Linked DNA regions of Homo sapiens: region 1 is linked to region 2. A link is a loop called in an ENCODE intact Hi-C map of the cell type or tissue named here. Cell type or tissue: CD4-positive, alpha-beta T cell. All regions are shown on one strand. Each heading gives the region's core, and the rest is flanking DNA. Links, peaks and the distances in the headings are about the cores only.

Evidence for each region. Peaks named below come from ENCODE experiments on the same cell type or tissue, not always from the same donor. Only the 100,000 strongest peaks of a DNase experiment are listed, where the experiment ranks them.
Region 1: a loop joins it to region 2, with 2.3 times the contacts of the local background. A loop is called at or near these places in 8 of 110 quality-filtered maps.

The regions. Positions count from the first base shown.
Region 1 is chr2:171,164,522-171,179,988 of GRCh38, forward strand. It overlaps a transcript of TLK1 not described here. Among named protein-coding and RNA genes, the nearest start is that of TLK1, 11 kb to the left of the region's middle. RefSeq lists an enhancer at 8,631-8,960. In CD4-positive, alpha-beta T cell, for the core only: no CTCF peak of the experiment used is centred there; no DNase peak of the experiment used is centred there.
Region 2 is chr2:171,239,640-171,255,106 of GRCh38, forward strand. LOC107983995 (a long non-coding RNA gene) reads right to left here. Exons shown (of 3, transcript XR_923576.2): 3 at 4,994-5,368. Among named protein-coding and RNA genes, the nearest start is that of TLK1, 86 kb to the left of the region's middle. RefSeq lists an enhancer at 4,664-5,863. In CD4-positive, alpha-beta T cell, for the core only: no CTCF peak of the experiment used is centred there; a DNase peak (open chromatin) is centred at 8,822; H3K4me3 peaks cover 254 bases.

The DNA.
Region 1 (15,467 bases), core at 1,465-3,964, 81 kb before region 2:
AAAAGTTAATAATAACTAGCCTTGGGCTGTGAGATCACATAGTTATTATTTCTTTATGTATGCTTTTCCAAATTTTGTAAAACAAATCATGTATTTCTTTTTATATTCAGAAAAAGTTCAATAAATACGTTTTAAGTAATTGAAGTAATTGAAGCATAAAGAAGGCCTCTGGACATAAGTTGTGCAAATACATAATTTTATAAAATGATTATGTCAAATAAATGAAAACTTTTAAATGGCAAGGAGAAGCTCCTCCACACCTTGAAATTTGCTAGTATATGGGCATTCAAAAAATGTCCGATAAAAAAATAGATCAAGACTGGGCACGGTGCCTCACGCCTGTAATCCCAGCACTTTGGGAGGTTAAGGCAGGAGGATCACTTGAGCCTAGGAGTTCTAGACTAGCCTGGGCAACAGAGTGAGACCCCACCTCTATCTAAAAAAAAGAAAAAGATTAGATGGCTAGAGTGATAGATTACACAATAGGAAAAAATATAGAAAAGTCAGAAGAGTTCAGATTCAGACAGAAAGAGACACGTGCCACTCTGTAGGGAAGAAGAAATCTCAAGAGCAAGAAGAGATCATTGGAAGCTTTCTGGCAATCTTCCATGGAGGAATATTCCCAGAGGGAAAGCCAGCTTGAGAACACAGAAATGAACTGAGCAAGTAAAAGGTAGTAAACCTGCCTAGAAAGAATCAGGAAGAGACTAGAGAGAACGTTCTGAGTGCTCCATGAGGACAGGGCCTTAAGCCTCTAGTACAGACCAAGGGCTCTGTCAATGTTGTGGAATTAATGAATGATGACGATCAATGAGCTGGGTTTCAGGTGATAGGGCAATGCAGGAGAAGTCTTCAAGGGTCTCCTGATGGAAGGTCAGATGCAAAAGGTGAAGGTCTGAGCCCCGATCTATAGGATGATCATAATTTATAACTATGTTTAATAGACTATTTTCTATTTCTATACCATAGTAAAAATATTTACAAAGCATCCAATATTATAGACATACTAAAATGCATTTTATACTCTTAACTTCTAAATTCAAGGGAAAAAATTAATGTCTGAGCCACCTAAGCCCCTTTCCCCCAAACCAACAAGAAATTAGCCCAGAGGCTGGGGGCTGTGGCTCACGCCTGTAATCCCAGCATTTTGGGAGGCCGAGGCGGGTGGATCACAAGGTCAGGAGTTCGAGACCAGCCTGACCAACATGGTGAAGCCCCATCTCTACTAAAAATACAAAAATTAGCCAGGCATGGTGGCGCACACCTGTAATCCCAGCTACTCAGGAGGCTGAGGCAGGAGAATTGCTTGAACCCAGGAGGCGGAGGTTGCAGTGAGCCGAGATTGCACCACTGCACTCCAGCCTGGGCAACAGAGGGAGACCCCATCTCAAAAAAAAGAAATGAGTCCGGAGACTGGATGAGGTATACTTTCTGAGTACTCCCATACAGTGGGATACTGGAGCCTGTTCATAATGTCCTGGGAGAAGATTATGTACATGGCTTCCCAACTCCACATTCAGTAATGTTACATGTTACAATTGTAGCTTGAAGTCAGCCATGGTGAGAGTAGTTATAACTCCTAGGTCAGCAAAAGCTACAAGTTAGAGCTGCTTCTCCCCATCAGAGCCAATTATTAAGCATTCACCAGCACACCACTGCTCCCATCGTACATTTGTCATTGCTGTACTGTTCTCTGTTCTCTATTTCCCCCTCTTGGCTGAAAGCCTAGGGAGAGCAAGGACCCTTCTCTGTAATGGTTACAGTTGTGTTAATACCCAACATCTAGCACCTGCCTGGCATACAGTTGTGGAGCCAACCAACTACCTACACAGCTGGTTAATAAGCACTGGAGTCCCCTGAGCTAACCTGCTCATAAACATCTGGGCTGGCCATCTAGCAGGGGAAGAATAGGCCAAATGCCCCACCACCCCTTCACACTCATCCTTCATTGCCCAATGTTTGTGGTTTGATAAAGTTCACTGACCTTGTTAGGGTTTTCAGATTAAACTATGAATATTGTGTAGGCCATATTTATCCTAAAATGTTTTTTATTGATTTGAAATTCAAATTATCTGAGCATCCTGCATTTTAATTTGCTAAATCTGGCAACCCAAGCCCTTTTGAAGTAAGCAAAAAGATATTTCGTAAGGTAGTATCTGTGAAAGACGAAGATTCTCTGACCTGGCAGTTCCGTTCCAAAGAATGTATCCTAGAGGAATTCTTGCTGCTATGCACCAGGAGATAAGAACAAGAATGTCCGCGGCACTACTGTTTGTAGTAGTCAAAACCTGGAAATTACCCAAATGTCCGTCAACAAGAGAATGGATAAATTAGAGATATGTATATTTGTACAGTGGGATACTACACAACAATTAAAATGCTCACAAATATAATGCTCATTAAAAAGAGCAAGTTACAGAAGAACAAAGTCAGTTTGATTCCTTCTCAAATATTCAAAATCATTCAAAACTAAATCATATATTGTTCAGGAATACATTAAACTACAAGGAAAAAAATGGAAATGAGAAGCCAAGATCAGAGTGGTTACCTCCTTCAAGGAAAAGGGCACATGTGATCATGGGAACTCAGAGGGACTTCAAAAACACTGCTAAAAGCACCACTTGTTAAGCTGGGTGGGAGTACGGAGGTATGTTTGTCTTATTCTTTCTCTTTAAACTACATGTATATATTAGATCTACTCTTACATGTATGAATTATTACATTACAAATGTTGAAATGAGGAGTATTGGGCCTTCTTCCTTCTTATCAGAGTGAATTGAAATGTCAACAAGGCCTCCTCTGCCTGGACTCACCTCCAAATTTTTGTTTCCTTCTTTGTCCAAAGGTATGAATATAGATCAGAGCTCTTAAGATGCCTACCCTGCAATCTCAACACGCCCCCTCAATAGTTTTTTTGATTAGTTGCTTAGACAAATGGCTCCATTACATTAGATTATGAAGAATTCTCATTTCATTAAGTTGGTTCTATCTTCATTGCACAATTCACAAAACCACTGCTTGAAAGTTTTGGTTTCCAAATCCTGAAGAGATAGTTCCAAGCTTTTGTATATAATAGGCTAGATTACACTTCCTCTGCTCCCTCCAGTGATGGAAATGTTTTCTCTCAGATTTGTCAATCCATTTGAAAAAAAGAAAACCCTTGGTCCATACACAACAAAAACTGGAATTACTAGATTCTCAAACAAAAACTGGAATTACTAGATTTATTTCACCTGAGGTTAAATAATTGTAACCAACTTCAGAACAATAATATCCCCTCCCCCAAAGTGCACTAGAAGCTATCCTCCAAGGACATGGTATTATGAAATGTTTACAAAAACAAAGTACAACAAGCAAACAGTGCTCATATTACAAATTTTGAATCAATAGTGTACCTCTTAACAAAGCAGGCAACTTTGAAAAGTAATTTAAAAATATATAAATTATAATTTATAATTATAATCTAGTGTTACACTTTACTTATCCTAAATTTTACTGATTAAACCAAAATATAAATTTATCACATTAAGAGGGAAAAACAAAAATGCCCAAAATCTTACCCTGGACATTGTTTCTGCAGCATAAATTTTTTTGTAGGCAAAAGAAATGGAAGTTTCTTTTCGTAAAAAATATCAAATATCTTTGATCTTCGACAATATCTTTCCCACTCCATAGTTTAAAGATTTTCAGAATTACTTAATGCATTCCCAGAAAATAAAAACTAAATGCCAAATCTTTCTTAATTCGATACATGGCAAAGGAGACATATATAACCTCATATGAATTTAGAAACTTTGAAACAATATGGGAATGTAAAATATTGATGAGAATTTCTTCCTCCTCTTCCAAAAAAAATAAAAAAATAAAAAAATAAACAGTCAAAATGCCACCATGAAGTAAGAGCGGGGATTCTGAGCTGCAAGTGATTTTTTTGTTTCATGATCCAGGTGCTGATTAGAAGTGTGTATTCAGGGCGCTGTGGCTCATGCCTGTAATCCCAGGACTTTGGGGGCAAATTAGGAACATTCTCCCATGGATTTGTCATAATTCAATGAACCATGAATCACTGAATCATAAAAAGAATTCATAGTTTGGAAGATAGGGGTTGGAAAGAACTGGTGTCTAAAACAGACTTTAGCTATAGATACAAGATAATATAAACACCAATAATGGGAGATAAGATGATGCTAAGTCTAAAATGTTAATAGAACTATCACAACAATATAGTTACATTGAGATTTTATTTATAATGATGAGAGTTATTCTGGAAGTGTGTGCTCAGGGTGCAGTGGCTCATGCCTGTAATCCTAGCACTTTGGGAAGCAGAGGCAGGTGGATCACTTGAGGTAAGGAGTTTAAGACCAGCCTGGCCAACATGGTGAAACCTCGTCTCTGCAACAAATACAAAAAGCCGGGTGTGGTGGCGCATGCCTGTAATCCCAGCTACTTGGGAGGCTGAGGCAGGAGAATCGCTTGAACCTGGGAGGCAGAGGTTGCAGTGAGCCGAGATCTCGCCACTGCACTCCAGCCTGGGCAACAGAGTGAGACCCTTTCTCAAAAAAAAAAAAAAATTTGTTTTTTGATCCACTAATTTCATTCTGGGAATCTATCTGGAAGAAACAATCTTAAATTAGAAAAAATGTGTCTGTGCTTTTTCTCTTTGTACACAAAGATAATTCTATTCAACATTATTTATAGTAACAATAAAATTGAAAATAACGTAAATGTACAATATTAAGCATATGGTAATAAATTATGGCTCATCTATCTTATAAAATATGATAAGGCCATTAAAATGTTTGTGAAGATTTTATAATAACCAAAAGCAATAGTTTGCTTATAAGAGCATCTCAGTGAATAAAGCAGCATAAAATATATATATACAATATAGTCTCAATCATATAAAATGTGTATAACAAAAAGAATGAAAGGAAATATATCAAAATATTTTTATTACCAGTTCTCACTATCTTTCCCAGGCTGGCCTTGAATTCCTGGGTCAAGGATTTTTCCACATAATTGGAATTACAGGCATGCACCACCAGGCCCAGTTGAAAATATACCAAAGTATTAAGAGTGGTTGTCTTTCTGTGGTAAAATAATGGCAGATTTTTGTTGTTAGCCTTTGTACTTTTCAATATTTTCCAAACGTTTTATAGGAATAGCAAGTACTTTATGGGGAAAAAAAACGCTGTATTTTTTCAAATGACTGAGTTTATTACCCCAGATTAAATTAATGAAGACCAAGAAAAAGAAGGATTAACAGGGGCTAGAAGAAAAACAAAACGTTTGGTGCCTTCTTTTCCGCAGATAGTTAAAAGCTATTGTTTGGCTTTTTATTGATTCAATTAAGCAAAGGTAGATTTTTAAAGTATTTGTGGAAAGCTTTCAGGAACCCACTAGCAGAATCAGAGGAATGGCCATCTTTGAAAATCACAGTAGAAAATAAGAGCAAACAAAACTAAGTCTGCAGAGCAAATGACAAAACTGAAAAGAAACAGCATGCACACATGAAAAGAAAGGCATAAAAACATGGCAGCAGTGAGACTAACCATGATAAGTTTAGTTATTAAATGTAGATTCCCTATTAATAGAAAAAGCCTCCCAGATTGTGTTAAAAATTAAAATCCAATACTTTACTGCTTATAAAAAAATACTTCTAAATAAAATAAGACAAAAAGACTACAAAGAAAAGGATAGGTAAATATGTAGTAAGCAAGCTTGTAATAAATTAGAAAAAGCATTATTACATTAAAATAGAATTCAAAGCTTAAAGGTTATTTTGATTTAATATAAACATGAGATACACAAAAAGATAAATGTCAATAGATACAACAATTCACAAAATTGAAAATAAATTAGCTAACTATGGGAGTGTTGCAGAACCACTACCTCACTGTATCAGTTTTCCTCTTCTTCCTGGGCACATGGGTAAAGTATACCTTCAAGTCTCCTTTCAGTGAGATAGGGCCACGTTATTGGGTATAGACAGTGGAATGTAAGCAGACATCTGGTGTGTCTCTTCCAGACAAAAGACTTAAGAGTCATTGCGCCACCATCACACTCTGTCTTCTCCTCTGGTAGGTACTATAGAGACCAGATAATGATGCGAAGTCACAAGGTGAAAGTGCCCTGGATCTTCCAATCACTGCAGGGAGCGTAGCTGCCCCATAAGTTGGCACCAGACTTTGCATGTAGAGAAATAAACCTACGTTGTTTGGTGCTTTATTTGCTATTACAGCATAGCCTATCCTGTCTTGATTAACACAATGGACAAATGTCAAACCACCCAAATAGTCAAGAAATTTAAATTAAACAATGAAGTACTACTTTTCATCAATTAAACTAAAAAGAAAAACTTAGAATATTAATACTCAGTGAAGTGGGGTAAAGAATAATCTTTTCAATAAATGAGGCTGGGTCAAATGGATATCCAGAGGGGAAAATACGTACTTTGACCCTTACCTCACACCAAACACAAAAATATATTCCAAATGAATTGTAGCTGTAAATATGAAAATTAAAACAAATAAAGCTCTTAAAAAATCTAAAAATATTTTTATGATCTTAAGTTAGGCAAAGGTTTCTTATACAGGACATGAAATGTGCTAACCATATGGGATATTTTTGATAGGTTAAACAATATTAAGATAAAGAACTTCTAATCATCAAAAAACTTGCTTTAAGACAGTGAAGAGACCGGGTGCAGTGGCTCATGCCTGTAATCCCAGCACTTTGGGAGGCCAAGGCAGGTGGAGGGAGGTCAAAGCTACAGTGAACTGAGATCACGCCACTGCACTTCAGCCTGGATGACACAGTGAGACCCTGTCTGGAAAAAAAAAAGAAAAGACAGTGAAAGGATGCTGGGTGCAGTGGTATGCACCTGTAGGTAGTCCTAGCTACTGAGGAGGCAGAGGCAGGAAGATTGAAAGTTCAAGATCAGTCTGGGCAAAATAGGAGACTCTTACACTGCCCTCATCTCCAAAAAAAAAAAAAAAAAGACAGTGAAGGCAAACACAGAGCGGAAAAAGATAGTTGCAATACATATATTTGACAAAGGACTTGTATTCAGAATATGTAAAAAGCAAAATAAAACCTTTAAGGAAAAGATAGATAATATAGTAGAAACAAACAAAAACTTGAACAGTTGCTTCACAAAAAAGAATAACCAAATGCAAAAAAAAATGCTAAATATCTTTAGTCAACAACAGCAAAACAATTAAGGCAAATGAGATACCACTCAACAGACAGGCTAAAATGAAAAATATGAAATGTCAGTAAATATGTGCAACACTGGGAACTCCCACACACTGGTGGAAGTGGATATTGGTACCTGGTAGCAGTAACCACTAAAGCTGAAATGTCCATATCTGTGATCCATCAATTTCATTCCTAGGTATATACCCAACAAAAATGCGTTACATATATTCATCAAAAGCACATGTACAAGAATGTTCATAAAGCAGCACTGTTTGTAATAGCCCCAAACTAGAAACTATCTAAGTACTCATTAGAATAAATAAATTATAGAATATTCACATAATACAATACTATGCAGAAATGAGAATTAACAAATCACAACTAAACACAATGATGTAGATGAACTGTACAAAAATAATGTTGGGCAAAGGAAGATAGACATGAAAGATTACATACTATGTGATTCCATTTATATAAAGTTTAAAAACAGGCAAATCATTCTATGGGTTAAAAATCAGGACAGTGGTTACCCTTGAGAGGATAGGAGGGAGGCTTCTGAGTGACTGGTAATGTTCTGTTTCTTAGTTTAGGTTCAGGTTACAAAGTACGTTTACTTTGTGGAAATTCATCAAGCTATATACATTTAGATTTGTACACTTTGGTACATGTAGTTATACTTCAATAAAATGTTTAACAAATACAATAAAAATATAGACACACCACACACACAATACAAAATTATGGGAAGTATCTACTTAAACTAGTTGATATGGTTTGAATCTGTGTCCCCACCCAAATCTCATGTAGGATTGTAATCCTCAGTATTGGAGGTGGGGCCTGGTGGGAGGTGATTGGATCATGGGGGTGAATTTTCTCCTCCGTGCTGTTCTTGTGATAGTGAGTGGGTTCTCATGAGACCTGGTTGTTTAAAAGTGCCACCTTCCCCCATTTCTCTCTCTTGCTCTTATTCTGGCCATGTAAGATGTGCCTACTTCCCCTTCGCCTTCCACCATAACTAAAAGTTACCTGAGGCCTCCCCAGAAGCCACGCAGATGTCAGCATCATGCTTCCTGTACAGCCTGCAGAACTGTGGGCCAATTAAACCTCTTTTCTGTATAAATTACCCAGTCTCAGGTATTTCTTTATAGCAGTGAGAAAACAGACTAATACTCTAGTATTCTCATACCTTGTTGATAAACTGGTACAAACATTTTGGAAAGTGATTTGGATATATGTATAGTCCACTTTAACTGTATAACATACATATATTCCTATTTCTGAGAATCTTTCCTAAGAAAAAAATTCAAAATATGGGGAAATACTATGAATAAAAATGTTTATCACAGAGTCAAAGTCAATTATAACTATAGCATATCCTGTTAGTATAGTTTTATTCAGCCAGTTGTGACTACTTTGAAAACTCTGGTGCAACATGACAAAAGCTTTTGGTATGATGTAGGGTGAAAAAGGAAACAGAAACTTGTATGCTCACTATTATTATAACTAAGGAAATATACCAGTTAGAATAACATAACTAAAAAGGAAAACACACAAATGATATATATGCAACTTTCTTGCCCAATCTCATCTACTCTTGTGACTCATACGGATCACATATGTACAGAGCTAGACAGGATCTCACTCTGTTGCCCAGGCTGTAGTGCAGTGGTGTCATCACATCTCAGTGCAGCCCCAAACTCCTGTTGCCCAGGCTGTAGTGCACTGGTTTCATCACATCTGACTGCAGCCCCAAACTCCTGGGCTCCAGGGATCCTCCCACCTCAGCTTCCAGAGTAGCTAGGACTACAAGTGTGCACCAGCATGCCCAGCTAATTTTTTTTTCTTTTTTTGGCAGAGGCAGGGTCTCACTATGTTGCCCAGGCTGTTCTCAAACTCCTGGGCTCAAGGCATCCTCCCCGCTCGGCTTCCCAAAGCCTGGTATTATAGGTGTGAGCCATCACATCTGGCCCAATGATGACTCTTTAATTTGTTTCTTCAGCCCACATCTTTCTCCTGAGCTCCAGGAGGTTCAGAATTGACCCTATGCATCTCCCCTTGGATGTTCCACAGTTTTCTCAAATGTCTTCATCCTATATTCACTATCTTGGGTAGAAATGACCAGGAATAAGAACCAAGACAAGAACCCAGTTAGTTATCCAAACAAGAGAACTGAGAGTCATTCTTGTCACCCCCAGCTCCCCATTTCCCATACCTCCATCCCTTGCCACTCCCTAAGACTACGGTGTCTCTTAAACAGCCTGTTGAATCCATCTCCTCCCATTCATTCATCTGTCCATCCATCCGTCCTTCTTCCATTGCCTTAGTTCAAACTTTTATTATTTTTCCTCCTGGATTATTCCAAAAGCTTTCCAACTAGTCTTTCTAGCACTATGTGATTCTTTTTCATCTTTTTAATCTTGTTGTCACCTGCCTGTTTTCCCAGTTTTATATCTGGTTACTCTCTCATGGGAATCCCACACTGCAGCCACACGAAAGTTATTACAGTGACCAAACAGGTTATACACTCTGTTTCACTTCCTTTGCCTTCCTCCAGCTTGGAATTTCCTACTCCTACCTATTCTTTCCCCCACCCTTTTCCTAATCTTATTTGCTTGACTCACCATTCAAGATGCAGCTCAAGCCTCTCCTTGGCTAGAGAACCTTTGGGGAATCACATTGTTATATGATTGTAATCATGGGGTACACTAATTCTCCTTCTTGTTTTTATCACTAACATTAAAACGGAGCAATTTTTTAATTTGCCAAGGTACTCTTCATAATTATTATTTAACATGCAATATTAAGCTCTCTATCTCCTTGCTCCCATGGCATACTAGTATAATCTTTATTATATCACTTATCACTTTGTTTTAGAATTATTTTTTGCATGTCCTCCTCCTCCACTAAGCCCTGAGTTCCTTGAGGGCAAATACTTTTGTCATATTCATTTCTATATCCTTAGCACAGAGCCTGCTGCAAAGTAGGAATTCACTAAATGAAAGCTAGTCAATGACTAAGTAATGGTGATTGTGTTCACACAATAGTCTTTTGGATAACATTTTTTTTCCTTTTCTCAATTCCCCAAATTTTCTGTAGCTACTTATTATTTAGATTCACCATCTTTTTTTTTAAGGGAGATTTAGAATATAACTTTTAGTAATATTACCCTTAACATTTTAAATGATTTTTATTTATAAAATGCCTTATGACTCCCAACTTCACTCAGTAAGTACAATCAAGGCTGGGTGAAGTAGCTCATGCCTATAATCCCAACATGTTGGGAGGATTGCTTGAGGCTAGGAGTTTGAGACCAGCCTGGGCAACACGGCAAGGCCCCGTCTCTATACAAAATGGATAAAATCAGCCCCAGGTGCGGTGGTGCAAGCCTGTAGTCCCATCTACTTGGGAGGCTGATGTGAGAGGATTGCTTGAGCCCAGGAGGTCAAGGCTGCAGTGAGCTATGATTGTGCCACTGCACTCCAGCCTGAACTACAGAGTGAGATTGTTTCAAAAAAAGTACACTCAGCCCTCCGTATTCATGGTATCTATATCCATGGATTTAATCAACTAAAGATTAAAAACATTTGAAAAAAAAAAGAAATAGTAGTGGTTGCATTCTATGCTGAACATGTACAGACTTTTCTTTTTTGTCATTATTCCCTAAACAATACTGTATAGCAACTATTTACAGAGCATTTACATTGTACTAGGTATCATAAGTAATCTAGAGATGATTTAAAGTTTTTAAGTATGTAAATATGACACCATTTTATATAAGGGACTTGAGTATCCATGAATTTTGGTATGGGAAGGTGGTCCTTAAACCAATCCCCTATGGATACCAAGGGACAACTGTACATACACAATGAAGAAAAACTGGAGCACCATTTGTTATCTCCCATTCTATCTGTAACACACTTCATCATTCCTAATTAACAGTTACCTCTCAGTCTTTATCTAACTAGCCCTCCTAGCAGTATTTGATTCAGCTGATTGCTCCCTTCTTCTTAAACCTCTGTCTTTATTTGACCTCTGGGACACTATCCTCCCACCTTGATGGCCACAACTACCTCCCATGGACCCTGGTTCTCAACCTTGACTGCACATTAGAATCACCTGAGAAACTTTTTAAAAAGAAATACCAAATCCAGGCCCCTTTTGTATCAGAATCTTTGGGGCTGGAGTCAGGATATCAAGGTTTTTTTTTTGTTTTTGTTTTTGTTTTTGTTTTTGAGACGGAGTTTCACTCTTGTTGCCCAGGCTAGAGTGCAATGGCGCGACCTCTGCTCACTGCAACCTCCACCTCCTGGGTTCAAGCGATTCTCCTGCCTCAGCCTCCTGAGTAGCTGGGATTACAAGCATGGGTCACCATGCCCTGCTAAATTTTTTTGTATTTTTAGTAGACACAGGGTTTCTCCATGTTGGTCAGGCTGGTCTTGAACTCCCAACCTCAGGTGATCCGGCCGCCTCAGCCTCCCGAAGTGTTGGGATCACAGGTGTGAGCCACTGTGCCCGGCCGGGATATCAAGGGTTTTAAAGCAGTCCAGGTGATTCTAATTGGGACCAGTGTTGAGCAGCACACTGTGTGGGTTTAAAAACCATCTCTATGCAGATTAGTTCAGAATACATGTCTCCAGCCCTGACCACTCTCTGAGCTCCAACCTCGGCTAGCATGGCTTCTCTTGGGCTGTCTAATAACTCACATATCCAAAACGGAACTCTTGATTTTTGCCCCCAAACCTGTTCTTTCCCCAGTTTTCCCATCTCTGTAAATGGCCCCATTAGTTAGTAGTTGCTGAGGCTGAAATCCTAGGAATTGTCTGATTCCACACTTCCCACATCCACATAATTAAGTTCTGATCTGCTACGCATTAAAAGCATATTCTAATATTACCATTGCTCCTTTTCTTCATGGCTACCACTCTAGGCTACCGTCATCTCTTACTGAGCTAAAACAATAACTTCATAGTCTCCCTGCTTCCACTCCTGCATTCCTGCCCTACATTGCCCTCAGCGTCCACAATGACTTGGCCTCTGTTCTAGATCTTCAGCCTCCTCTCTGAGCATTCTCTGCCTTGCTCACTCTCTGCTTCACCTCATCGGCCTATTTTTTTTTTAATTTTTTTTTTTTAAAACAGTCTCCCTCTGTCACCCAGGCTGGAGTGCAGTGGCACAATCTCGGCTCACTGCAACCTCCACCTCCCGGGTTCAAGCAATTTTCCTGCCTCACCCTCCTGAGTGGCTGGGATTACAGGTGCCTGCCACCATGCCCAGTTAATTTTTGTATTTTTGGTAGAGATGGGGTTTTGCCATGTTGGCCAGGCTGGTCTTGAACTCCTGACCTCAAGTGATGTGTCTGCCTCTGCCTCCCAAAGTGCTGGGATTACAGGCATGAGCCAGTATGCCTGACTCCTCTTTTCTTTTTTCTTTTCTTTTTTGAGACAGGGTCTCACTCTGTCACCCAGGCTGGAGTGCCGTGGCCCGATCACAGCTCACTGCAGCCTTGACCTCCTAGGCTCAAAGGATCCTCCCATATCAGTCTCCAGAGTAGCTGGTACTACAGGCACACACCACCATGCCTGGCTAATTTTTAAATTTTTTGTAGAGATGGTTTTTTTGCCACATTGGCCAGGCTGGTCTCGAACTACTAGGCTCAAGGGATCCACCTGCGTCAGCCTCCCAAAGTGCTGGGATTACAGGCATTAGCCACCTCATTGGGCTTCTTAAAGCTGTTCCTCAAACAGAACAAGTACTGCTACCTCAAGACAGAAAGCCCTTGTGAGAGACCTCGGCATACAGAATCCTAAGTGTCTTGAGAGGAGGGAAGGGCATGGTTATTGGAAAGAGAAACCAAATTAGGAACAGAACTGGTCATCAAAGATATACTTTACCATTTTGTTTAGAACCTGTCTCTTTTCAACTAACAAAGTGATAGAAGTACAGCAATGTTTAGACTCAAGGTCCTTACTGAATAAGGCCCCCAAAAGGATATGGGAGCATGTCCTACCAAGACTATAGTGCATTTTTGAACAAAAAGCTTTTATATTAATAGCATCCATACTTTACTAACTAGCATTTTTTTTTCTTTTGAGATGGAGTTTCGCTCTTGTTGCCCAGGCTGGAGTGAAATGGCGTGATCTTGGCTCACCGCAACCTCTGCCTCCCGGGTTTAAGCGATTCTCCTACCTCAGCCCCCCAAGTAGCTGGGATTACAGGCATGCACCACCACACCTGGCTAATTTTGTATTTTTTAGTAGAGACGGGGTTTCTCCATGTTGGCCAGGCTGGTCCCCTGAGATCTCCCGACCTCAGGTGATCCACCCGCCTTGGCCTCCCAAAGTGCTGGGATTACAGGCATGAGCCACTGCACCTGGCCTTGCATTTTTGAATGCTTACTATATGCTAGGTTCTATACAGAGTGTTTAAATGCATTATCTAATATGCTCCTGTCAATAAACTCTATAAGATAGATAATATTGTTCTTCTCATTTTTTTAAGCAGTAAAACTCAGGTTTAGAGGGATTAGGGAGCTTGTCCAAGGTCACGCAGATATCAAGGGAAGAAACCAGGATTGGAACCCAGGTCTGCTTGAGGCCAAGTCTGTGCTCTCAACTGTTCTGCATAGGCCTTTATTCCTTTCAGTTTCCACAGATATGCTTCTTGATTTCTGGATGGAATGTCATGGAGCTTTCAGTTACAGACAGGAGCTTAAGGGAAGCTCTTTGGCTTCTCACCCTTTCTTGTCCTCCATCTTCCCTCTTCATTGACTCAGTATAAGACAGATAGGCTGGGGTGAAGACACCTCATAACAACAATGGTAACCTCAGCTAGAGAGCAGGCAAAAACAGCAGTGGAAAAGTAACTCCAAGCCTGACAACCAAAGCAACGAAGACATATCAAGCAAAACATTAGCTGAAATGAACTGAGAATCAGTCAGCTTTATAAGGAAAACTACAGGGAAGCGTAAGATTTTACTTGTCTAAATAGAGTCAAACAAAGCTGCTGTAATATATATTGCTCTTATTCTTTTTGTTAAGCAGTTATAGACTTATTAAACAGAAGAAATTTAAATGTTAGTTTAGGCATTCTACCATTTTCCTGGTTTGGGATATCAATTTAACTTAACATTATCAAAACAGTCTTAATTTTCAAGTATATGGCCTCTTACACAGATGACTATTAAATTTTATATATACTTTTTATTACATTGGATAATTCAGTGCATTTTTGGTGCTATAATTTTGAATGACTCTTTCCAGGGTTCTGAGGTAGCTTGCACCTGCTCTAGTTAGTGCTTTTTATAGCCTCATCTAATGATGGGTTTGAAGACTATTCTAATATTTCTTGTTACACCAGAATGGACCTTATATTCCATGTAAGAAGACATGGAATAACAATTACCAACTGTATAGGGAAATTGGCAATGCTACTGTGATGACAAGTACAGTTGGAGTGGTGTGATTGATTTATTCATTTCCTTAATAATCCTCATAGTTGTAATGAGTCATCCCTGTCTCTTATTCTAAATTACAGGGCACCCTTTTATTCCCAAATGAAATAAATATACATGATGACATTTTTTTCTTTCTCATTCTCATTTCAAAGACCTAATTTTTCATAATCTAGCAGTTAAGAGAATCAGACAGACATGAATTGGAATCTTGGCTAAGAGAAGAAAAAAGTTAGAGAAGGTGTGGATTCCCCAATGCCCCCTATTTGTCCTCTAGAGAGCTTTCAGAGGTTTTGAAACATGATAGGCTCTTTATTGCTATGAGTCTGACATTTAAGCAGTTAGCTCCTTATATTCCTTTTATGAGAAGAGAAGGAGTAAGCGAAGAAGAGAAAAAGGAAGTAGTTTTTGGTCTGACAATCAAGCAGACAGTATTTGTTCTATTTATCAATTTCATTATTCACAAATAAGGAGTAAGTAAAGGAGACATTAAGGAGCAGGAGCAGCCGGGTGCAGTGGCTCATACCTGTAATCCCAGCACTTTGGGAGGCCAAGGCCGGGTGATCACTTGAGGTCAGGGGTTCAAGACCAGCCTGGCCAACATGATAAAACCCCGTCTCTACTAAAAACACAAAAATTAGGCCGGGCATGGTGGCTCACACCTGCAATCCCAACACTTTGAGAGGCCAAGGCTGGTGGATCACTTGAGGTCAGGAGTTCAAGACAAGCCTGGCCAATATGGTGAAACCCCATTTCTACTAAAAATAAAAAAAACTAGCTGGGTGTGGTGGCATGTGGCTGTAATGCCAGCTACTCT
Region 2 (15,467 bases), core at 7,273-9,772:
AGAGAAGAGAGGAGACCAGGCGCAGTGGCTCACACCCGTAATCCCAGCACTTTGGGAGGCTGAGGTGGGCGGATCACAAAGTCAGGAGTTCAAGACCAGCCTGGCCTACATGGTGAAACCCCATCTCTACTAAAAATACAAATATTAGCCAGGCATGGTGGCATGTGCCTGTAGTCCCAGCTACTCGGGAGGCTGAGGCAGGAGAATTGCTTGAACCCGGGAGGTGGAGGTTGCAGTGAGCCAAGATTGCACCACTGCCCTCCAGCCTGGGTGACAGAGCAAGACTCCAGTTCAAAAAAAAAAAAAAAAAGGTGAGAGAAAGAAGAGAGATTGACTATGAGCCCCATTCAAGTGTTTTCTCAGTCCCTCAGTGAACAATCAGCCCATTTCTGCTCTATTTTCCCATGCTCCAGATTAGGCTCTACTTGACTAAAGAATCTAACATTATTTGATTTCCACAGTGAAAGGCTAGGTCAATGGCAAGAGGAGTCTGTATCCTCTTCAGCTGGCACTTTCTCGGAGGAGAGAGAAGCTCTGTTTTGATGGTATTATGTAACAGATGATTGATAAAGTGAACAGTCATTGTGCCAGTTTAAATCATGCCCTCTGTCCTGACCCTAGACAAAAATTTGCAAAAGGTCCTCTGTTCAAATCACTATGCTCAGAGGAGAGGTAGCCTCCCCAGGAGGCTTTTCCGCATGTTGCATTTTGGACAAAACACAACAGTGGGACTGGAGAGAAAAGAGCCTGGGTAAAGAAAGGCCCATGGCAGTGCAGATGGAGCCCATTTGCTGATTGAAATAAGGAAGCGGGTTGGAAGCAGTGGCTCACACCTGTAATCCCAGCACTTTGGGAGGTTGAGGTGGGTGGATCGCCTGAGGTCAGGAGTTCAAAACCAGATTGGCCAACATGGTGAAAACCCATCTCTACCAAAAATACAAAAAAAAGAAAAAAAAGAAAAAAATTAGCTGGGCATGGTGGCATGCACCTATAATCCCCGCTACCCGGGAGGCTGAGGCAGGAGAATCACTTGAATCCAGGAGGTGGAGGTTGCAGTGAGCCGAGATCTCGCCACTGCACCCAAGCCTGGGCAACAAGAGCAAAACTCCGTCCCCCGCCTCCCACAAAAAAAAAAAAGAAAAAAGAAAAAGAAATAAGGACGCAACTGACTGTGTGAACTCCAGGTAGCAGAACAAAGACCCAGGAGTAGAAGTGAGAGGCAGATTTGTGTATGTTGGTTCAATATAAAGTAAAGTTTCCTAATACAGTTATTCTAAAACAAGATAGGCTGCCATACTAAGAAGTAATTTCTCCAAAGTAGACATGTTCAGGCACAAGTAACAATATTGTAGAGTGAATTCCTGCCTCGGTGGGGAGAAAGGACTAGGTGACCTCTAGACTTTCCACAATCCCATGGCATTTGATGGGACTAAAGGAGAGCTCTGCTCTGACAATCAGTGCTCTAGAGAGCTACTTGATTCTGATTGCTTGTCCAAAGACTCAGGAGGAAATCAGTTCTTCCTGGGGTATCCGGACCCACCAGACATTGTCAAGGCTTTCTTTCCATTATTGAATCCTCTCCGCAGGCTAGTATCAATTATTACTCTGCCTTTACAAATGAAGAACTGAGGCTCAGAGAATTTGTGTTACCAGTCTTAATTATAATAGAATCCAGTCTTGTCTGTCTTGAAGACTGTGTTCTTAATCATTTTATTACACTGAAACACTGATTACAAATGTATCAACATATTTAGGCACTATATAAAATCAAACAAACTTTTAAAATAGTCAAACAGGTCTTGATACACATTTTTGTTACTATGTCATTTAGTTGCCACTTCATAACAAAATCTTGATTTTTCTCTTCTAGTTTTCAAAAAAATTCTTCTTTTTCCCTCAGTTTTAAAGCTTCCAGGCCTATGACATGCTAGGAAGAAATCACTCTTTAAAAGTCCTAGTAGACATTACAGGGTTTCTCCCATTGTGTACATTAATTCAGAATCTTGTGGAGTATGACTTCCATGTCCTTAAAGGCAAAGTCTTTCTCCAATATCTCTTTTCCTTGCTCTTTCTTCTTTCTGTTCAGGAAAAATTATTCTCCCCTCACCCTCCTTTTTTCTCTTCTACTACTATCTGAAGTCTCTGTCTAACCACTTTGTTTCCTTTCTTTTTTATTTATTTTAATATATTTTTTAAAAAACTTGTTTTCTTCTTTTCCTTCTATTTGGAGACAGTGTCTTGCTCTGTCAACCAGGTTGGAGTGCAGTGGTATGATCATAGCTCACTGCAGCCCCATGCTCCCGGGCTTAAGTGATTCTCCCACCTCAGCCTGCTGAGTAGCTAGGACTACAGGCATGCCCTACCATGCCCAACTAATGTTTTAAGTTGTTTTTGCAGAGACAGGGATCTCACTATGTTGCCTAGGCTGGTCTGGAACTCTTGGCCTCAAGCAATCCTCCTACCTCAGCTTCCAAAAGTGCTGGGATTACAGGCATGGGCCACTGTGTCTGGCACTGTTTTCTTTCAATGAGAAAAAATTTACTCTAGTAACTAAGTTACTAATTCATTCAATTAACCTTCTCCTTAATCACTTCTCAATTGGCTTAAGTGATTTCTTTGCTAAACCCCGCAGTTTTACAATCTGCTCTGGCCAACCTGCATCTTCAGAGAAACTTACAAAAAATCAGGGGGGTCTCTCTGGATCTATTCTGGTTCTGGGGCTGCCCAATTAAAAAAACAAAAAGAAAATAATCAAAACACTTTAAATACTTTTTTTTTTTTTTTGGAGACAGAGTCTCACTCTGTTGCCCAAGCTAGAGTGCAGTGGTGCAATCTCAGCTCACTGCAACCTCCGCCTCCTGGGTTCAAGCAATTCTAGTGGGTCAGCCTCCTGAGTAGCTGGGACTGCAGGCATCTGCCACCATGCCCAGCTAATTTTTTTTTTTATTTTTAGTAGAGACAGGATTTTACCATGTTGGCCAGGCTGATCTTGAACTCCTGACCTCTGGTGATCTGCCTGCCTCGGCCTCCCAAAGTGCTGGGATTACAGGTGTGAGCCACCGTGCCTGGCCAAGGATTTTTAAAGGAAAAGAAGAGACACTTCCTGAGTTGGTTACCAAGAATTTCCATTCTTTTTGTTGTCGTCGTTTTTAATCTACTCATCAAAAAGGAAAATAATTTCTATTCAAATAACATAAGTAGGTTGGGCATGGTGGTTTATGCCTGTAATCCTACACTTTGGGAGGCCAAGGTGGGAAAGATTGCTTTAGCTCAGGAGTTCAAGACCAGCCTGGGCAACATAGTGAGACCCTGTCTCTTAAAAAAAAAAAGAAAAAAAAGATAAATAAAATAAGCTATTGATTGGCTATATACTGTCCTTGGTATCATGAATTCCAGGAACATGAAGACAGCAGGAGAGGCAGCTAGTTAGGAACAAAATGACTTTAAACAATACCCCCAGGCATGAGTAGGGGATGACTGCAAGCCCTGCACTGTGTCTCTCTGGGCCTGCAAACCTCACAGAGCTGAGAGCTCTTTGAGCTGTTTTTCTTTTCTCAGAACCATTTAAACATAAGTTATACCATGATAAAGACATAGCCATAGGAAGTCCATACAACTCAATTGATTTATATTCTCCAAAATGGTGTCATCAATTAAAATGATGTAGATGGAATCTGATTTTCCCTTTTGAACCTGTAAGAAGGCGATGAAGTGTCTAAGGCCCTGAAGCCCATGATTTAATGAATGCTGGGTATTTATTAAAATGAAAGAAGCAAAAAACTGGAAGGAACTTTAAAATCATCCAGAGACTCCAATTCTTCTATTTTACAAATATGGAATAGCAACCTCTTACTCCATAGTCAATAAATTATATATCTAATGCTGAATAGTGTAATCTAAATAGTAATTAATCACACCCAACTTCAAATTTCATGATAACGACTTATGCATACACTACAGGAAAGTCTCTTTTAATATTCTTCATAATTTTTTCCTTGTTTTGATTGTAGCAAAGCAAAAATGAAAGGATTGCTGCAAGGAATCTTGGGCCAAGGAACTGAAAATAACTTTTTTTTTCTTTGAGATGGAGTCTCGCTCTGTTGCCCAGGCTGGAGTGTGATGGCACAGTCTCGGCTCACTGCAACCTCCGCCTCCCAGGTTCAAGCGATTCTCCTGCCTCAGCCTCCCGAGTAGCTGGGATTACAGGCATGCGCCACCACGCCCGGCTAATTTTTGTATTTTTAGTAGAGACAGGGTTTCACCATGTTGGTCACGCTGGTCTTGAAGTCCTGACCTCATGATCTGCCTGCCTCGGCCTCCCAAATTGCTGGGATTACAGGCATGAGCCACTGCATCTGGCCGAAAATAACTTCTAATGGAAATTTTGACAAAGCTTCTTCGGGAAGTAACTTTGGGGGAAATTTTGGGGGTGGTCTTTGCGTACATGGTTCAGGAAAGTTTGTCTCACTGTCTAACTTCATAGCTTTATAAATCAAATTAATGGTGTTGAGTTGTGGTATAATATAGTTGGTCTTTATTTGCCTCCAGTTCCTGGCACAGAGCTCCTAAATTATTAGAATTTCTTGAGTGATAGGTGTATCTTTTGTTATTCATAATGAGCTCCTTTTGACCATACTAGAGTTTATGTTAATGAGGTGACTCAGGGTGGCCTTAGATAGATTTAGGTTGGGGACTGGTCCCCAGAAAGACCAAACATGGGATCAGAGGGTTGAACATTTAACCCCACCCTCCAACCTCCCGGGAGGGGAGAAAGGCTGGAGATTGAGCTCAATCACCAATGGCCAATGATTTGATCAAACACACCTACAAAACAAAGCTTTGATAAATACTCTTGAACAGTGAAATTTAGAGAGCTTCTGGGTTGGTAACATTGATGTGGTGGGAGAGTGGCACCGTGGAAGAGGACATGGAAGTGTGACTGTAACAGGTTCCTTACCTAAAGCATGGCAAGTGGACACACTGACCTCAAGGATTGCAGCAGAGAAAGGGTTTAATAATCATAGGGCATCTGAACAAGGAGATGGAAGGAAACCTCAGATTTGCCTCCCTGAGGAGTTTGTAAGGGGTTTGGAGTGGGCTGAGGTGTGGGGATTGCAGGGTGAAGTCATGGACTGGAGAGATGAAGAAACTGCATTCTCATGTTGATTCAGCTCTTCTGTGGGGATTGCAGGGTGAAGTCATGGACTGGAGAGATGAAGAAACTGCATTCTCATGTTGATTCAGCTCTTCTGTGGGGATCCTCAAACTGGTTGTGGATGTCAGCTGTTCTGCTGGAATTCAGGATCTGAAGAACATCTTAAGCAACTCTTAAACAAAAGCCTCATGATTCCAACATCCGAAATCCCATCTATAGAAACAATGTGGATGCAAATGGTCAGTATCCAGTGCTATGTGACTTTCAGTTACAAGTAAGTAGGCCAAAATGCAGCCTATAATTAAGCCTCATGCTTAATTATAACTATATTTCTGTCCAGAACCTGGCATGAAATTCTTGTCAACTCTGTGATTGAAACCTCCTTTGCAAAGATTATGACAGTGAGAGAAATCTAACATGGCTGACTCCATCTTGCTTCTAGTCTCACAGGCTGGCTGTCTTTGCTCATTCCTGGGGATAGGCCAAGGTAACTGCGAGGAATATAGTTCATAGTTTAAAGCAAGAATGAGAAGAGTCCCTCCCTGAAACTGATCCCTTGTTTGTTCAGGGACTGAAACTGCCTTTGTAATGGGAGGGGCCTGACTTCTGCCAAAATGCAGGCATAATTTCTCTAATCTCTTACTGCTCAGGAGTCATGTGGCCAGAGGTCACAAATCTTGTGACTTCCCCAATTGCTCCTGTAGGAAACATCCCTGTTGTGGAACCTAAGATTGGTCTTTTGAGATGTTTTTCAGACTTTTGCATTCAGGCAACTGATTAATTCCAACTGGACTGGTGACTTATGACTCAACCAATCCTGTAGCCCCACCCAGAGGCAGACTCAGCACATAGGGACTGTTTTCCACACTCTTATGCTTTTATTCCCCAACCAATCAGCAGCACCCATTCCTTAGCCCCTGCCTGCCAAACTATCCATAAAAACCCTAGCCCCTGAGTTCTTGGAGAGATTGATTTGAGTGATAACATCCGTCCTTCTGCTTGGCTGTCTTGGGTTAATTAAGCTCTTTCTTTACTGCAATACCATGGTCTCAGTGAATTGTTTTGTCTGTGCCGCAAGCTGGAAGCACCCGTTGGGTGATTGTACAAGGACAGTTTCAGAAGCTCTCCACTTCCTTTCTCCCGCAGCCTTGCCCTATGCATCTCTTACATGTGGCTGTTCCTGAGTTGCATCCTTTATAATAAACCAGTAATCACAAGCAAGGTGCTTCCCTCAGTTCTGCAATTTGTTCTAACAAATTATCAAACATGAGGGAGGGTGATGCGAACCCCCAAATTTGCAGCCAAATAGGATAGAAGTGTGAGTAGCCTAGAAACCCAGGAATTCTACCTGGCATCTGAAGTGGGGGCAGTCTTGTGGGACCATGACTTTAACCTGTGGGGTTTGCACTAACTCTGGGTAGTTAGCATCAGAGTTGAATGGAATTGAAGAACACCCAGTTGGTGGGAGATAACTGGTGAATGGATGTTGGAACAATGTGTTGGAAAAGACACTGTAACCACCCAATGGTTTCACTTTGCCCACTGCCTAGACAGAGCTGATTTCTAAAGACAGGGGCATTGTAACAGAGAAAGTGTAATTCACACAGAGCCGGCTGTGTGGGAGACCAGAGTTTTATTATTACTCAAATCAGTCTTCCTGAGCATTTGGGTATTCGGGGATCAGAGTTTTTAAGGACAACTTAGTGGACGGGGGGAAGCCAGTGAGCTGGGAGTGCTGATTGGTGAAGTCAGAGATGAAATCTTAGGGAGTTGAAGCTGTCTTCTTGTGCTGAGTCAGTTCCTGGTGAGGAGGGGGCACAAGATCAAATGAGCCAGTTTATCGAACTGGGTGGTGCCAGCTGATCCATCAAGTGCAGAGTCTGCAAAATATCTCAGGCAGTGATCTTAGGAGCAGTTCAGGGAAAGTCAGAATCTTGTAGCCTCCAGATGCATGACTCCTAAATCATAATTTCTAATCTTGTGACTAATTTCTTAGTCCTACAAAGGCGGTCTAGTCCCCAGGCAAGAAGGAGGTTTGTTTTGGGAAAGGGCTGTTATCATCTTTGTTTTAAACTATAAATTAAGTTCCTCCCAAAGTTAGTTCAGCCCATGTCCAGGAATGGACAAGGACAGCTTGGAGGTTAGAAGGAAGATGGAGTCAATTAGGTTAGATCTCTTTTGCTATCTCAGTCATAATTTTGCAAAGGCAGTTTCAACACCACACATTTGGTGTCAGAAAAAACCCACACATGGATATATGCAAGGTTAGGATCAATTTTTCCCCAGTTGGTTAGATGATGCCACATTGTAGCACTTGTCACACTATGTTGAACTGCTTGTTTCCTTGTCTGTCTGTTCTATTAGACTGTGAGCACATGGAAGACTAACATGGGCCTTAATGCAACTTCATTCACATACCAGGGGGAAATCCAGGTTCTGCAGGCCTGAAGCTTACATAGTTTGGGGAAGGAAGGATTTTTCAAAAGAATACAAAATTAGGTATGAAGAAATCACAACCAATTACAAGTATAAAAAGCTAATAAACACAACATCTATGAAAATGAAATGTTTTTCTTTATTAACTGCCTGACACATCTCTATATTTTTCCTACTTTTTTGGCTTGTCTTCTTCGATTACCTCTTTCTTTTTCTTTTCTTCCTATTTTTTTTTTTTTTTCTGAGACAGAGTTTCACTCTTGTTGCCCAGGCTGGAGTGCAATGGCTTGGTCTCAGCTCACTGCAACCTCTGCTTTCTGAGTTCAAGTGATTCTCCTGCCTCAGCCTCCCAAGTAGCTGGGATTACAGGTGTGCACCACCACACCCAGATAATTTTGCATTTTAAATACAGACGGGGTTTCACCATGTTGGTCATGCTGGTCTCGAACTCTTGACCTCAGGCGATCCACCCGCCTCATCCTCCCAAAGTCCTGGGATTACAGGCATGAGCCGCTGGGCCCAGCCTTCGATTACCTCTTTCATATGACAATAATTTATAAGATCATTTCCTATATTGAATAGAAAGGTCGTTCATGCTTTTCTCTAGCATGGTTGATCAACATGTTTTCTAATATTTCCTAGAAAAGCTTATTTCAGTTCCCCAATTCATTATTGCTAAGTCATGTAAATTTTTACAAATGCTATCAAATTTTGGAAACCTCTACCAAGTGTCTTACATAGATGGGTTATAACATTTCAGGGCATTTCAAATTATGACACAGTGACTAAACTTAACTGTTCTTTGTATTGACCATACTCCTATTAACCAGTGTATCATCAATGCCCTGCACCATCAGGTCACAACATCAGATGACTTGTCATGTTGAAGAGTACAAGTATTCCTACCAGCCATTCCTAAGCTGGGATGGCCAGCATAGCTTAACTATTTACAGAAATGGCTGCCCAAACACATAAACGTATCCCACTAAAGCCCAAATAAATGTATTCCTAGCCCAAATTACCTTAGAGGAATCTCAAAATGACTGTGAATCTCCAATGCCACTAGACACAAGGGAGAACTGAAGTAAAGAGGAAGTCAAAGTGGAAAGAGATAGTAATCTTAATCAATTGTGGTTAGAGTATCTTACCTCTGCAAATTTTGCAAAAACATATGACCACATAAATATATCGCTAGGTGCCTTCTTGGAAGAGGCACATGACACTGAGGGTCTTTGAAGCTGAAGCTTTACTGGCTTCATGTCAGATTCCTGCCTGCCTCACACAGTACTGGTCACAAAACAGGTACTTTACAAGTATTTGCAGAGTGCACGAATGAGAGTTCATCTGTGTGCAGTCTGTCGAACGGCAGTAATGATAGCATGGGCAGGGAAGGAGTGAGTAAGTGCTTTGAGTCCATTACCCTAAGTCAGGGACTGCCTGTGTCCTTTCCTTTTAAAATTTGTTCCAATGTAGTAGAAGAAATACAAGGTTCCTCTGGTTAAAAACAGTGAAATGATTAAATCTTTACAGCTCTGAAAATAACTTTTGCAGCACATACCTCATAGTCTGTCCTTGCTGCCTAAAAGCAAAGAGAGCTGGCAAATCCACTGGGTAATAAGGAGGCCTCCAACCTCCCTGCCGCCTTCATTTTGAATATCCACCCCCCAACTCCGCCACCCCGCAAGTCACTTTGCCTCAATACCCTGACAAGCATCTTGATCATTTGGGGGCATTCTTTAGAAACTTTGATATGAAAAGGCCTTTCTCATCTTCAGATCAGTGCTTAAGTTCTACATTCATCAAATACAAAAGTGAAAAGAAGCTTTTAAAAATGTCATTGGCACTCACAGGCACCATCAGGAGAATGCTTGCACAAACTGTTTAGGGAATATTTCTGATAATAAGAAGCAACATTTCCAAAATTTGAAAGAATAACTTTAAGAGTACATATAAAAACACATTCCATTCTAATAATTTGGGCTACTGATATCCTACCTAAAAAACAAGCTATTTGCTAATTTCACAGAGTATGGTAGAGGTCAACATTGCTGTGTGTCTTATTTTTCTCTTATAGTTTCAGTTCTGAGTTGTGCCCCAAGTTGGAAATTATGGGAAAAGTGTTGTGACTTAGCTGGGAGTCAGAAGTGAGCCTCAGAGTTGGCTAGCAGAAGCAAATTTCACAAAGTTTGAGAAAACTAAGTTCATAGAAATAGGTTATAGAATGGATAAGGGGTCACAGATAGGAGTGCCAGAAACACACCCAGGGTAGACGCCAATTGTGTTGGATTTATATTTGCAGTTTCTCCAATATTAGGTAGTCCCCCACCCAACTAAAAATTCCACATAAGAGATATTTATTATTCTTGGGGTACTACTCAGCATCTGAAACTTCTTCCTATGTTTGGGGAATCCTACTTTATGAGTCTTAGTGGGAAAAAGTGCCTACTTCCCACTTCAGAAGCAGAAAATGCCAGATCTTCATTTCCCAGCTCCCTTACTGGAAGGTGGTGTTATACAATGTGGGCAAAGCCAATTAGAAATATCTGCCTTCGACTTTGAACCAGTGACACAGGACATAGATACTGCAGAGAATCCTGTTGTTTTTTTTTTCTTCTTAAATCAGCCAGAAGTAGTTTCTGTCATGTGTAACTTGTGACCAAATTATAGCTTCTGACACCTTGGTCACAAGTAAAATGCTATTTTAGGGGGCCTGAAGGGCACTTTGAAATCCTGAGTAGTTCCCTTTAAGGATTCAAATATGACTTTGGGCTGCATTTTAAATTTTAGGCTGGGTGCAGTACCTCATGCCTATAATTCTAGCACTTTGGGAATGAGGTGGGAGGATGGCTTGAGCCCAGAAGTTCAAGACCAGCCTGGGCATCAAAACAAACTCTGTCTCAACTTAAAAAAAAAAAAAGCCATGTGTGTTGGTGTGGGCCTGTGGTCCCAGCTACTCAGGAGGCTGAAGCAGGAGGATAGATTGGGCCCAGGAGTTGGAGACCTCAGTGAGCTATGACTGCACCACCACACTCCAGTCTGAGTGACAGAGCAAGATCTTGTCGACATCTGTTGGGATCATTGATCTTCTTAGTAACAGTGAAACTGGAGCAAGTATTAGGAATCTAATTTTACAGCTTAGGAAAATGAGGCACAGAGAGCCAAAGTGCCCTGTCCAGGTGACAAAACTCATTTAATGGCAAAGCTAGGGATCTTGATATCCAGTCCTGTGATCTTTCTCTTCTTGCCTTCATAAATCTTTTTTTTTTTTTTTTTGGAGATGGAGTCTCACTGTTGTCACCCAGGCTGGAGTCAGTGGCTCGATCTTGGCTCACTGCAACCTCTGCCTCCCAGGTTCAATAGATTCTCCCGGCTCAGCCTCCCGAGTAACCGGGATTACAGCTGCCCACCACCATTCCTAGCTAATTTTTGTATTTTTAGTAGAGATGGGGTTTCACCATGTTGGCCAGGCTGGTCTCAAACTCTTGATCTCAGGTGATCTACCTGCCTTGGCCTCCCAAAGTGCTGGGATTACAGGCGGTGAGCCACCACGCGCAGCCTCCATTGTAAATCTTTATCATGCAGGCAAAAGAAAAGCAGAGAGAAAGATGCATGATCAGAACTCAATTCATATAAAGATCAGAAAGGTCGGCCGGGCGCAGTGGCTCACACCTGTAATTCCAGCACTTTGGGAGGCCGAGGAGGGCGGATCACGAGGTCAGGAAATCGAGACCATCCTGGCTAATATGGTGAAACCCCGTTTCTACTAAAAATACAAAAAAATTAGCCGGACGTCGTGGCGGGCACCTGTAGTCCAGGCTACTCGGGAGGCTGAGGCAGGAGAATGGCGTGAACCCGGGAGGCAGAGCTTGCAGTGAGCGGAGATCCCACCACTGCACTCCAGGCTGGGCGACAGAGAGAGACTCCGTCTCAAAAAAAAAAAGGCTCAGAAAGGTCATCAAAATGACCTGATGCAGCTTCCAAATCTCAAAAACAGGACCTGGAAGCAGCAGAAAAAGGCTTTTGAGTCCCGTGCTTTTTTACTGCTAAAGAGACAAACCAAGAGATTCCTCCTTCTTCTATCAGCCAGCTTAGAGTGTGACCAATTGTGAGGGGCAGTGAAAAGATAATCACTCATCACTTTTTCTCTGTTTAAGAATGACCTGTGTGAGGTTATTTTAAGAGGAGAAATTACTGCTAAAATCACAGAGAGTCGTAATCAGTCATAATTTTACTTTCTCTGGTAAAATTCCCAAAGGAGATATTTGTACTGAATAACACACTTAAAACAAACCTGTTGTGCAGAATCCATTTCAGATTCCTCATAATGCTTCTGCTTCATATAAGAATTCAGCTCTGTACAGAGTAACCTGAACAATCATCACTCCCAGGATATCAAACCCCAAACAGTAATGTGCATTTAATGAGAACTTCAAGGAACGTTTCTTAATTTGGAAGAGGTGCTGTCTATAGGCAATGATGGTAGTTATTACAGGCAACCACTGAGAGTTCAGCTGTTGTGTTAAAAATAAAAGGTCGAATTCAGTCTTGGAGTTTCTCACAGATTATGTTCTATTCGCATCGACAAATAACAAAATGCTTTGGAAAGTTATTCTTTTGTGTACGCTATTTTAATTCCAATCTTTATCTAGATTTGGTTAAAAAAATGTTTGGTTGATCACTTATGTCCTTTATTACCCAGGCGCAGACAATGGATCGCAGATTGAGCTCAGTGCAGAGTGAATATCTGGTTGTTTGTGGAAGACTGGGGAGTAAGTCTAGCCAAAAGGAAAGGTCCACTTTTTTTCTTTCTAATAAGCTTATTATTTTAAATCAGTTTTTGATTTACAGAATTTTTGTAAAGATAGTACAGAGAGTTCTTGTATGCCCCAATTGCTAACATCTTACATTAGAATAGTACATTTGCTACAATTAATGAACCAATATTGATGCTATTATCAACAGAAGTCCAGAGTTCATTCAGATTTCCTCAGTTTTTTTCCTAATGTCCTTTTTCTATTCCAGAATCCCGTCCAGGACAGCACATTACGCTTAGCTGTCATGTCTCCTTGGCTGTAACAGTTCCTCAGTCTTTCCTCGTTTGTGAGGACCATTTGAGGAGTACTGGTCAGGCATTTTGTGGGATGTTCTTCAACTGAGATTTGTGTAAAGTTTTTCTCATGATTATATAAGGTTATGGGTTTTGGGGAGGAGGACCACAGAGGCAAAATGCCGCTTTCTTCATATCATATCAATGGTACATACTATTAACATGACTTATTACTGTTTATGTTTGGGAGCCCCCTTTTTCCTCTCAATCTCAGGGACCTTCTTCCAGGTCCCCAAATAACACTGACTTCTCTCTCTTTGTGTGTACGTTTTTTGTTTTGTTTTGTTTTGAGACAGAGTCTCGTTCTGTCACCCAGGCTGGAGTGCAGTGGTGCGATCACAACTCACTGCAACCTCCACCTCCCGGGCCCAAGCGATCCACCTACCTCAGCCTCTTGAGTAGCTGGGACTACAGGTGCATGTGCCACCACACTTGACTAATTTTTTTCTTTCTTTCTTTTTTTCTTTTTTTGAGACGAAGTCTTGCTCTTGCTGTTGAGGCTGGAGTGCGATGGCACAATCTCAGCTCACTGCAACCTCCGCCTCCTGGCTTCAAGCAATTCTCCTGCCTCAGCCTCCCAGGTAGCTGGGACTACAGGTGTGCACCACTATGCCTGGCTCATTTTTTTGTATTTTTAGTAGAGGCAGGGTTTCACCATGTTGGCCAGGCTGGTCTCAAACTCCTGACTTCAGGTGATCTGCCCACCTCGGCCTCCCAAAGTGCTGGGATTACAGGCGTGAGCCATCAAGCCCAGCCACTTGACTAATTTTTGTATTTTTTATAGAGATGGGGTTTTGCCAGGTTGCTCAGGCTGGTCTTGAACTCCTGGGCTCAAGCAATCCACATACCTTAGCCTCCCAAAGAGCTGGGATTATAGGCGTGAACCACCATGCCCAGCCTTTGCTTTCTCTTTTGATTGATTATTGTAATTTTGAAAGTGAAATTGGGGATCAAATATTCAAAGGTGGAGAGAATTCTACAAATTATAAACATAACCAAAGAGAAGCCTCCTTGTCTACCTCAGCCTCTGCCTTCTCATTGCTGCCCTGAAAAATCGAATCATCTCAGACTGATGAGACTCTTTTCACATCAGAATATAAACCAGGTGATACTGTCAGTAAAGGACAGGAGGAATTGCCAGTTGTGTCAATCATATTGTCCAGTACATTTCTAGACAGCTTTGCTTTGGCTAAATATAGTTGTAATGCATTTCTGTTGCTAAGCACCATATTTTTATTAGCCAAGGTACTCTATTTGAAAATGCAAACAGAGCCTGGGTCTTGTAATGAAGTGCCTGGGTAAAAAGGGACAGAGTCTAAATGTCATTGACTTTGGTAAGTGCGAACTTCCAGAATGGTGTGGTACAGTTTCCTAAATCCACCTTACAAAAGAGTCCAGGGAATGACCTGCTTTCATCTTGCAGCCTACTTCATTTTATTGCCATGTCTATGTGTCTTATTTCACATATCTTTCCCGTCAGTTACAGAAAGACTGAGCTACAGCTATGGCCGCTGAGCTGTATCTATCCACAGTCATGTGGTTCAGGTGACAACGAAACAAATAGCTCACTCAGATGAACATTGGCTCTCCAGAGCAAGGTAATCTATAGGAGAGGAACAAAAACTATATATTTCAAATCTTTCCTTGTGAGGAGATTCTGGGGTTATATCAGACAGTTCAAGGAGCCTATGAGTTGCTAAAAATTGCAGCAGGTGACCCATGGAGGTTTATGTAAAAAATTCTTCTCTGGCAGTTGAAGAAAAGCAGAATGAGTGTTTGCCTTTCTCAGTGGCTTAAGAATAACCTTCTCCCAAAACAGGCATAGACTAAATGTATTAGTCAGGGTTCTTAGCTGCAAATCAGAAGCCAACAGTAGGTCATTTAAGCAGAAAAGGCATGTTTTTGCAGAAGTCAGCAAATGTGACCTGGCATTTATTTTTGTATGGCCCACAAGCTAACAATAATTTTTACATAATTAAATAGTTGGACAAAGAACATTTTAAAAGATGGATATTCATGACCCATGAAAAGTATATGAAATTCACATTTCAGTATCCATAAATAAAATGTTATTGGAGCACAGTCACACTCGCTTGCTTAAGTACTGTCTCTTGTTGCTTTCATGCTATAGTGGCAGGATTGAGTAACTACAATGAAGATTCTCATATATGGCCTACGAAGCCTAAAATATTTATTAATGTCTTAGTTGGCTAAGGCTTATTTATTATAAGCTTATTTATTAATGGCTTATTTATTATAAGGCTTATTTATTAATGGCTTAGTTGGCTTAGTAGTCTATGTTATTAATAAAATAACATAGACTAGGTGGCTTAAACAACAGAAATATATATTTTTCACAGTTCTGGAGACTGGAAGTATAAGATCAAGATGTCAGCATAGTTGGTTTCTGGTGAGGGCTCTCTCCTTGGGTTGCAGATGACTGCCTTTCTGCTGTGCCCTGCACAGCAAAGACAGAGAGAGATAGCAAACTCTGTTGTTTCTTCTTATAAGGGCACTAATTCCATCATAAGGGCCCCACCCTCATAACCTCATCTAAACCAAATTGCCTACCAAAGGCCCCATCCTCAAATACCATCAAATTAGAGTTAGAGTGTCAACATATGAATTTTGGGCAGACTCAGCTCAGTCCATAGCAACTAGCTAACCCTTTACAGAAAAAGTTTGCCAATTCTTGTATTAAAGAATATTAGGACACATGCAGACTCTTCAAGGGGACCAGAAAACTAGTCTCAGAGGAAACAGAGCCAG